Regions from separate parts of the Mus musculus genome. Here region 2 is linked to region 1. The links are chromatin loops, found by intact Hi-C in ENCODE. Cell type or tissue: left cerebral cortex. All regions are shown on one strand. Region 1 has its middle 6.5 kb from the start of Kcnn1. Region 2 holds the start of Mpv17l2 (MPV17 mitochondrial membrane protein-like 2).

Evidence for each region. Peaks named below come from ENCODE experiments on the same cell type or tissue, not always from the same donor. Only the 100,000 strongest peaks of a DNase experiment are listed, where the experiment ranks them.
Region 2: a loop joins it to region 1, with 4 times the contacts of the local background. A loop is called at or near these places in 1 of 42 quality-filtered maps.

The regions. Positions count from the first base shown.
Region 1 is chr8:70,860,984-70,865,983 of GRCm38, forward strand. It overlaps a transcript of Kcnn1 not described here. Among named protein-coding and RNA genes, the nearest start is that of Kcnn1, 6.5 kb to the left of the region's middle. In left cerebral cortex, a CTCF peak has its summit at 2,541; DNase peaks (open chromatin) are centred at 3,140, 3,990, 4,208 and 4,812; H3K4me3 peaks cover 3,020 bases; H3K27ac peaks cover 1,416 bases.
Region 2 is chr8:70,756,179-70,761,178 of GRCm38, forward strand. It overlaps Rab3a (RAB3A, member RAS oncogene family), which reads left to right. Exons shown (of 5, transcript NM_009001.7): 3 at 269-387; 4 at 960-1,084; 5 at 1,720-2,430. The coding sequence ends at 1,910. It overlaps Mpv17l2 (MPV17 mitochondrial membrane protein-like 2), which reads right to left and starts at 4,743. Exons shown (of 5, transcript NM_183170.2): 1 at 4,542-4,743; 2 at 4,190-4,360; 3 at 3,213-3,289; 4 at 2,931-3,059; 5 at 2,471-2,846. The coding sequence starts at 4,728. The coding sequence ends at 2,808. It overlaps 6330537M06Rik (a long non-coding RNA gene), which reads left to right and starts at 4,937. Exons shown (of 2, transcript XR_003947402.1): 1 at 4,937-5,000. In left cerebral cortex, a CTCF peak has its summit at 1,423; DNase peaks (open chromatin) are centred at 1,471, 2,317, 2,665, 2,827 and 4 more places; H3K4me3 peaks cover 1,701 bases; H3K27ac peaks cover 1,149 bases.

The sequences.
Region 1 (5,000 bases):
TTATTTATTGTTTATTTATTTGTTATCCTGTATGTGTCTATGTGTGTCTGTGTCTCTTTATCTTTGTCTCTCTCTGTACTTAAGTTTCTCCTCTGTGTGTGTGTGTTTTTCTTTGTCTGTCACTCTCTTTCACTCTGTGTGCATACATTCGTGTCTCTCTCCCTCTGTTTCTCTGTCTCTCTGTCTCTCTGTCTCTCTGTCTCTCTCTGTCTCTCTCTGTCTCTCTCTGTCTCTCTGTCTCTCTGTCTCTCTCTCTCTCTCTCTGTGTGTGTGTGTGTGTGTGTGTGTGTGTGTGTGTGTGTGTGTGTGTGTGTGTGTGTGTGGTGTCCCTGAGCAGTCCAGAGGGTATCAGGTGTCTGTGGATCACTCTTGGATTTATACCCTTGACACAGGGTTTCTCACTCACTTGGAGATGGGCTGGCAGCCATCAACCCTGCCATGCTCCTGCCTCCACTCTGTACAGTGCTGAGGTTCCAGGCACAGGCCTGGCCACACCCTGCCTGCTTTCCAGTGTGAATGCTGCGTGCAGATCCACACTTAGGTCCCCTTGCTTACACAGCAGTCCTCCCGCCGAGTTAGGACCAAAGTATCAGGCCCAGGCTGCCCTCCACCCCCAGCTCAGGCCTGGCAATCATCAATTCTCCTACCCCACACCAGGGGGTACCGGGGCAGGTGACTCACCCTGGGGTCCAAGGGGCTCTGGAAACCACCAACCTGAGGCCGCTGCTCTTCCGTGTCTTGAAGTTGCCCTCAGACGTGGGATGGCCCTGCCCTTGGCTCTTCTCCACACCTGTAAGGATCAGACATGGGAACCAGATCGGAAAGGCCCACAGGGTTCCTTCTCTTGTTTTGGTTTGCTTTTGGTTTCTGAGACAGGGTCTCTGTGTAGCACTGGCTGTCCTGGAACTCTTGCTGTAAACCAGGCTCGCCTTGAACTCAGAGATCAAGCGTGGCTCTGGCTTGTTTTGTGATTGCTGGGACTAAAGGGTGTGTGCCCCGACCAGGCTGAAGGTCTGCGGACCTCAGGGTTCTTTAAGATTAGTGGCTTTGGCGACTGTGAGACCCACAGCTGTGAGTCCAGAATTTGAGGCTGCTGTTCCACACACCACTTCCCCTCCACCTCCTGGTTTTCTTCCTTGCTTTCCGTTGTGAACTTAAACGTGACTCTTCTCTTTTCACAGGACCTGGGCAAGGGGCAGTGGTTACGGGTAGTGGTGGGGTGGTGGCCCAGGAGAGCTGACAGTGGCTGGGGAGGGCAGGGGCTGCCAAGGTCACTCTGTTGGCCTCCTCCAGACACCTGCCTACTAGGTGATCCACAGGATCTGGGACTGGGCTCGGCCAGCCAGCTAGATCATGGCCCTGAAATGAGTCCCGGGGATCCTAACTTAACCTCCCCCTAGTTTCTGGGCACCAGATTGAGGGGCTTCACACCCCATGCTCAGGGATGATGCAAAAAACCCAGACAGGACCCCACCCAGGGGTTGTGGGGTTCTGGACTACTCTGCCCCTGCCTTGCTGGGTGACCTTGGGTGAGTACTAGCCTTCTCTGGACCCCCCCAGTTACCCACCGCAGGGGGTGGCTGACTGAGAAAGCCAGAGGAAAAGCCTGAGGGTCTAGCAGGTCAGCTCGAAGCTCCTGCCGGCCATCTCTGGAGGGAATCCCCGCCAAACATGAGGACCAATGCCTTAAGGAAGGAGCCATGGGGAATAGCGAGGAGGAGGAGGAGGACTGCCACTCTGAGTGACTGGCAGTCCCCAGGTCCCCAACCTCACCTGAAACTGAGCCCCTTTCGCCCAGGGACTCAGGGTTCGTTCTGGGGCAGAGTCTCTGCTCCGGATTGTCTGGGGAAGATGAAGGGACATCCCGCGGTTCCCGCAGGTCTCCCAAACATCGGTAGACTTAGTGAAACCCGGCAAAGAGACACCCCCACCTCATCACCACCCCCTTCTGCCTGTTAACTCACCAGTAGTCTCCAGCCGCAGCTGCTGGAGTCCCTGCGTCCCGGCCCGAGAGCAAAACCAAGTGAGTAAGCAGACGGGCAAGGGCGTGGGAACAGAGGTGCGCGCGCCGCTGCAGCGCGGACCCCCCACCCGCGCGGCCCGCTGGGGACGGTCAGGTGTCCCCTCCGCGGCGGCACCCAGCGCGCTCCCCGCCGAGGCCGAGGACAGTGACCGAGGACACGCCAAGGGCTGGGGCGATCCTTGGTGTCCGCTGGCTTTACGCGCGCAGTTTTCAGACGGGGAAACTGAGGCTGCGACAAAGACCAGGGATCCTTGTCCTTCAACCCAGTCAGGTGCAGCAGCTGTCGCCTCCCACAGGGAAATGCACTCCAGCGAGAAGCTGAGCCTGGGGCAGGGAAGGGTCGAGAGGGAGAGACGCCGGGAGACTCCAGCAGCTGATGACGCGGCCCAGGCTGGAAGGTCCTGGTTTGGGGGCGAGGGGTGGGGTGACCAGAGAGGCAGGAAGAGAAAACTTCTCTGTCCCTGTGTCTGGCTGGAAGGTGCCGCTCACGCAGCTGGAGTCCCCCCTGCGCCCCTAACGGCGGATGCAGGGGTGGCGGGACCGTGAAGGTCAAAATACCCAGCCAGAACAATGAGCCTCCTGGGGTCTGGAGTGCTCAAGGAGCGGGAAAGCAGAGCCTGGGTCTGGAGAGGGTCCGAGACCCTTGTGGTGATCTTGGCTAGACCCAAGACTCAGTTTCTCCAGTCCATTCTGAGGTGGCTCTCCAAAACTGAATTTGTGGGCTGCTGGCTCTGTCCTGCTTTGTCCTCTAAGTGTCGACCCCCCCCCCAACCCCCTTCTCAGCCCTTCCCTCCTAGCCCCACCCCTGAGCACCCACCCACCTTCTGCCACGGTCTGAGACAGGGGGATTTCCTCCTGGGAGTCTGGAGGCCTTTAAGAGTTTCCATCATTTTTGTTGTTGTTATTTTTGTTTTTGTATTTTTTCTTCCATATGTTCTAAAAATAGCCGTCCCCCCTCGCCAGTCCCCCAGCCCCGCAGCACTTCGTGAGCAGCGCCGCGCTCCCGCGGTGGCCGGGGATTCCTCGGACGGGCGGGGCTGGGATGCACCCGCGACCGGCGCGGGTTGCGAGCGCCCCTCCCACCGCGGAGCCGCGGGCGGGCGGTGAGAAACAAGACAGAAAGGAGGACTTCTGGGTCTGCAGAACAGAGCTCGAGGGAGGGACGACAAAGGATTCCCTTCGTTGTGGGGAACCCTGAACCTTATATCGCCCTGAGTGGAGTCCTCGACCCGCGATTCTTAGACTCACTACAATCCCTGCCTCATGAAACACCTTGACAGCCTGGTGACAGGTCACATTCCTGTCCCGCACGTCTCTCCTGTCTCTCCTTGCAAGCGAGGAGACCAACTGGACTTTTCCCAGCCCCATAGTCTTTCACAGACCCTCTGGGTGACCCCTGACCAAACCCAGCGTCCCTCAGAACCGGGCCAGCTTCGGGAGCATCTGGACTCTTTGACCAGCTCTGCCGTGTGCCAACTACTCTCACCTCTCATTCACAACCTGAAGGTGATCCCCGACAGGCGTCCCTACTGGCCACCTCGCCCGGGTTTCAGGTCACCGACTCCCTCCATTCTTGATACATTCATCTCCTTCCCAAGGAGAAAGAGGAGCCTAAAGACTCTTAGGGAGCCGGAAGAAAGCTGCAATTAGGGCGAGTCCACCTCAAATAAAGGTGCCAGAGAAGGGGGGCTGTGCACAGATACTTCAGAAGGACCTTTGGACCCAGCACAGAAGTCCTTAATGACTTCTGCAGGGCATCCCCAAAACTTCAGTAACTTCAGTGGGGCTGCCCCGCCGCTGGGGACCGAATACAGTGTGTGTTCAGGGTGACCGCTGAGACCTGACCTTTCTTGCGACTCATTGTTCCCATAGCCTCGTGTGTCACACGCTCTCTCTACAAAGGATGGACGAAAGCTTTGTACTAAGGACAAAGGCGCAAGGAAGGCGTCTGCACCCTAAAGAGAGTGGCACTGCGGTTACGACAGGAGACTGTCCCTCTGGACACTGCCACGCACCTCTGAGTGATGCGGACAGAGAGGCACTGGGTGGGCCCTGGGTCCTGGAGGACACCAAAGGCGCAGCCCCGGGGCCAGACACCGGGTTGAACAGCGCAGAGCTACGCGAGGGCGCCACGTCTTTGCCCATACACTCTGGGCTGGAATTATGGCACCAGGATTTGGGAGAGGCTCGAGACCCGGGGAAGAGAAGTGGGAAAGGGGAGAGACTGGGGAGATGGTTGAGGATGGAGAGTTGCAGGGGGAGGGGGAAATGAGGAGTAGGGGGAGCCAAATTATGGCTGCAGGCTTTATGCCGCGTGATCTATTTTTTATTTTTTTCACAAGGGCTCACGGAGCCCACGTTGGCCTTGAACTCCTAATTCTCCTGCCTCCACTAGGTGTTGGTATAACAGGTGTGGCAAACCGTGCAGGGCTGACCCGGCTCTTCTCTACAGCAGCGCGCCGGTCCCTTTGTCCTCGTCACCCCCGCGGTGCTAAAGGGGAACCCCCCAGCCCTGATGGCGCATGCGCACATCTGCCCGGCTTCCCTGTAGCCCTCACTCTGCAGCTCCCGCACGGTTGCCATGGCGACCGCGAGGGCCGAAACCTGGGGAAGACCCCGCCAGCAGCCCTCCCCCACCGCCCTCGCCAGGAGCTCCTCCCTTGTTCGAGCCGATTACCCCGGACTGCGTGGGCGCTAGGGCGGTGGAGGATTCCCCTAGTCCCCTGGGACGCGCAGTGGCTGGCGCATGCGCGCGGGTTAACACTCTCTCCCCGCCCCCCACAGGGAAAGCCCAAGTGAAGGAAACAAAGTACTCCGCACATGCGCAGCGTGTGACTCTTAGGCCCGCCTGGTATCCTTGGCAACTGCGGGGAACTCCCTTCTAGCAACCCCTCTCCGAGTCAGGGATTTCCCCGCTGCTAGTGCGCAGGCGCGGGCTGGGATTCCGAGAGATGGGGCTTTTCTACAGAACAAAGGT
Region 2 (5,000 bases), 100 kb before region 1:
CTCCATCCCAGTATGAGCTTCCCGTTTTCCTAAGTCCCGAGCATCCCCACTCATCTTCTAGCATAGTGTGGCACAGGGCATTCAGGCAGCACCCAGTACATGTTTGTTGAGTGACTAAGTGGCCTTGCAGTGACCCATTTGGGTCACTGTCTGCTTTTCCTGACCCACTGTCCCCGGGCCTCAAAGTGGTTGCTGGACAACCTTGGAGCACGTTTTTCTCTCGGGGGCTGCTGCGAGGTCCCTTCTGACCTATCCCTCTTTTCCCCAGGACACAGCAGGGCAAGAGCGGTACCGCACCATCACCACAGCCTATTACCGAGGCGCCATGGGCTTCATCCTAATGTATGACATCACCAATGAGGAGTCATTTAATGCAGTGCAGGACTGGTGAGCAGCCCACCTACTCAGAAAACACAAGGCTGGGATTGGAGGTGACTTAGCTAAGCTTAGCTAAGCTTAGTTGGTAGGGTGCCTGCTTGGCCAGGACAAAGCCTTGGGTTCGTCCCCAGCATGGCCAAAAGACAACCAAGAGTAGGCCTCTGGTGGGACAAGCCATGTGGCTGTTCCCAAGGCTTGAGGTTGTGGAAGCACACAAGGTAACCAGTGAGTAGACAAGGAACCTCCCACTGATCTCTACCCAGGTAGCCCAGGCAGGAGAACCACGTTAGCTCACTTGTCTGAGGTCAAGTGATTCTCTGGCCAAGCGCTTACCTCAAATGTATGAGAACCTGGATTCCAGCCACAGCACCAAAAATTAACTCCCCCAGGTCTTGACATTTGGTGTAGTGGACACCGGCCCATCTTCCCAGCTTTGGGAAGATGGAGAGGTCTGAGTGAGATAGGCTGGACTCAGTTACCAAGGGGCAGTGGTCTCTCCTGCAAGGGCTAGACACAGGCAGAGACTCGGGGATGGGGCCAGGTCCTCCGGCTTCCTCTTCAGCCTCTGGCTGTCTCTGCAGGTCCACTCAGATCAAAACTTACTCGTGGGACAATGCCCAGGTGCTGCTGGTGGGAAACAAGTGTGACATGGAAGATGAGCGAGTGGTGTCCTCAGAGCGTGGCCGGCAGCTGGCTGACCACCTGGGTGAGTACTGAGGACTGTGGCCCTTACCAGGCTGGACCAGAGACCTGGATACCTGATAGCTACACACCCAGTGTCTCACTGATCAGGACATGGGCTTGAATCCAGGGGGTTTGCACTTGAGAAAACTAGGCCTTATCCAGGAGGCTTTACCATGGGTCTTGATGGACATGGAGGTGCTTGCCATGTTGGCTGTCAGCTGTCAGCCATGAGCTACCTTCAAGGTACTGGGCCTGTGAAGTTTTCGAACTAGAAAGAGAAATGGGTGGAAGAGGCTAAGCCTGGCTTCCCGGAGCAGGCACAACATGCCTGTATGGGAAGGTTGGTATAGGCAGAGTCGTGACAGTGGTGCGTGATCGCCCCTTAGAGGAACTGTGGCTGTCACTGCAGGCTGAGCTGACAAGAAACCAGGCCATGGAGGTTGTAGGTCTCTGGAAAGGGACTTGGAGCCTGGCTGGGTGGCAGATGGAAGGGATGTCTCACTAGGGTGCTTAAGATTATCCCAAGGGATGGGTAGTAATGGATGGCTCACCCAGACCAGTGTGGCCTCCCTGGGAGGGACCCTTCAGTGCGAGGGCCTGTGTGAGTGCGTCTGGAGCCTACAGCTCTGTTGCCACCCCTCCATTTCCCCAATATAGGCTTTGAGTTCTTTGAGGCCAGCGCCAAGGACAACATTAATGTCAAGCAGACGTTTGAACGTCTGGTGGACGTGATCTGTGAGAAGATGTCAGAGTCCCTGGATACTGCAGACCCTGCGGTCACCGGTGCCAAGCAGGGCCCGCAGCTCACCGACCAGCAGGCGCCACCTCATCAGGATTGTGCCTGCTGAGCCACTTCCCTTCCCTGCTGCCAGGGGCACGTCCCCCATCCCCGACTACCCTATTTATTATTGTAGCTATTTATTTATTTATTGAGGATGTGCCCCGAGCGCACCCCCTTCCCACCCTGTACATAGCTCCACCCAGCTCGGCCGTGGTGTATTGTGGTCACTGCTGCTCCCTCTCCTTTACCCCCCACCCCCATTTTGTTTTTGTAAACCATCCCGTCCACAGTTGTCAGTTGTGAAGAGGGGACCAGATGTCACTCTGCAGCAGGCTGATGGAAGATGGCGGGGCCTGCCAACCCCGAGGCTGGGGGATCGCCATATGGACCACCTGGTTGACAGACGGCTTCTTGCTTGCCTGGGCCTTCTGCCTTATACTTTGGGATAAATGGGGTGTAGGGGATATATTCACTACTTTGGGATACCCCCAAACCTGTTCTGACGTCGTGAGTGTCAAATGTGTCCCACTCCTCCCTAGAAGTTATGAACACTACACACAGTCAATAAAGCGAATGGACCTTGCTGAGTCTGCTGGCCCAGCCCCTGAACCCACCCACACGCAGTCCTTGACATTAAAGAGAATTTAATGAATTTCCGCACCCTGCCCAGCCTTGCATCAAGTTTTCTGAGGCCAAACCAGACCCCACTTCAAGGCTGTGGAGGGTGTCCAGGCAGACAGAGGGCTTCATGGTCCCACTGGAAAACCGGGAGGGGTTGGGGGGAGGGCGGACAGCCTGTGCTGGCGTCTGTTCTACATGGGAACAGTCTCTGGTGGACTCAAGGGACTGCTGGTCCAGGGGCAGTCAGCCTGGGTTTTGGACATGGCCCAGAGCTTTTTGACCAGCTTCGGTAATCTCCTGTGGGAGTGTATCCATCGGCCAACTCATCTGCCAGGCTTCAGTTTCAGTCTGCACAGCCCGGAGTCTGAAGGGGTTCAGGGACCTGTCCGCAGCAGAGGGACAGTCAAACAGGAATAGGCCGGAACCCACGCCCTCCCACACTCCCACACCATGGAGTTGAGCTCACCCAGTACTTCAGATAGGACAGGTATGTGTCCCAGCCCAGTGTCAGCCCATTGATATAGGTGACTCGGAAATGAGAAGGGATGAAGAGGAAGTTCACTAGCTGGGCAGCTGGCCACACACACCAGTCGGCCTGTGGAAAAGTGGGAGGGCCACTGTGAGAGGGGGGGCGGCTACGAGGGGCGGGGCTTGAAAAGTGGGTGGGGGCCAAGGCCTTGGGTGTGGGTCTGGAAGGTAAAGAGGGGGGGTGGAGCCATGTTGAGAGAGCCCACGTGGGCACGCCCACCTTGTAGAAGTCCCAGAATTTGGCCCGCAGCTCCTGGCAGCTCTCCTCTAGTGTCTGACCCTCCAGGCTGCCAAGGCCTGGGAAGAAGACCAAGAAGTAGTTATAAAGGCTGAGGTGGCTGCAAGGCAGAAGCAGGGCAGGTCTCAGGCAGAGCAGCAGGCAGGTCCAGGAAAATGAGAGGTTGGTGTGAGGGAGCCTGAGTTACTTATGAAAACATAAATGCGTGAGCCTAGATCACGAGCCCCATCGCTGTGTTAACAGGTACCTTTGTCAATTTGACTTAGCCTAGAGTTATCGGATAGTCTCCGGGGGCTGTCTACATGCATTGGCCTGTGGGATGCTTGTATAGGCTTATGTAATTAAGTTAGTTGATGTGGGAAGACCCAGGGTCCTGGACTGCTCATGAGTGGTAAAATAGTCTGAACAAAGCAAGAAATCATGCAGTTCTCTCTGGCTGAGATGTGACTAGCTGTGTATAGTTCCTGCCTGGTTTCCCCACAACTGTGGCTGAAAAACCCTTTCTGGCCCAGACTCCTTTTGGTTAGGATTTTAGAAAGTTGGGAGTGGTGACACACATTAATGCTAGCACTCAGGGAGGCGAGGCAGGCACAATCAGCCTGGTCTACAAAGAGATGTTCAGGCCAGTTGGGACTACATGTGAGTCTCTGTCTCAAAATGGGGACAGGAAACTGGGCTACTGACCAGTTGGTAGCAAACTCAAGGCAGCGAGAGTACATGATGCCTCCTAGAACAAAGCAATCCCAGTACTCGGGAGGCAGAGGCAGGTGGATCTATGTGAGTTTGACACCAGCCTGGTCTTCAGAGCAAGTTCCTCCAGGGCAGCAAGGTCTACACAAAGAAACCTTGGGGGGGGGGAGGGAAAAAATAGAAGAGAAGCCCCGTCAGCACTCCCCTAAGCACAAACCAGGCTCTGCCCATCACAACTTCTGAGTTCTCAAAGTCCTGCTGCTCCTTACCCAGGAAGTACCAGACGCCCAGAATGGGAGATGCCACCGTTTGATCCACTAGCACCTTCTTCATCACACTCGGGAGGCTTCGTAGGCCCGACGCGGGGAGGAGGCGGTCCAACCACAGATACCAGAAGTGTAGGAAGGGGCCCATGCTGCAGCCCACGGCGAACATGCTGGCTGCGGGACAGGGAGAGTCAATGGCAGAACCTCCTGGCGAGGTGCAGAGAGACTGACAGGACCCATCAGAGTGGGTGCCAGGTCCCAGAGTGATTGACAGGCCCCAGGAAGGTGGGTGCCCGGTCCAGGTGACCGCTCGGTCTCTGGGGGTCCCTCTCGTTCGCGCACAGGTCCCTCTCACCTGAGCGCCGCGCGCTGAATCTCTGTCCAGGCCGCGCGCGCACTTCCCAGACCTGTCGCGCGCCATCGCCCGCGGCCATGAGCACGCCGCAGCCCAGTGTGTTGGTGAGGAGCAGCGCGCGGCCCTGGAACAGCGGGCGCCCCGCAGCCAACGCCTTGCGAGCCCAGCGCCAGCCTCCCAGAGCCATCGCCGCTACAGACACCAGGGAGCCGCGGCAGCCGAGCGCCGGGCCCGCGCCAATCACATGCCCCGCCGAAGAACCGCCCTATTCAGAACGGACCAATCCAAAACCCCAAAGCTCCGCCTCTCAAAGGAAGTGACCAATCGTCCTCAAGCGTTGCGGCAGGCCGCTCACGCCGAACACGGGAAGTCCTATTTTGCTTTACCCACTTTTCTGCTCTCAGCGGACCAATGGGCAAGCGCACATGAGTCTCGCGGGCCTCCCACCCCTGAGCCGAG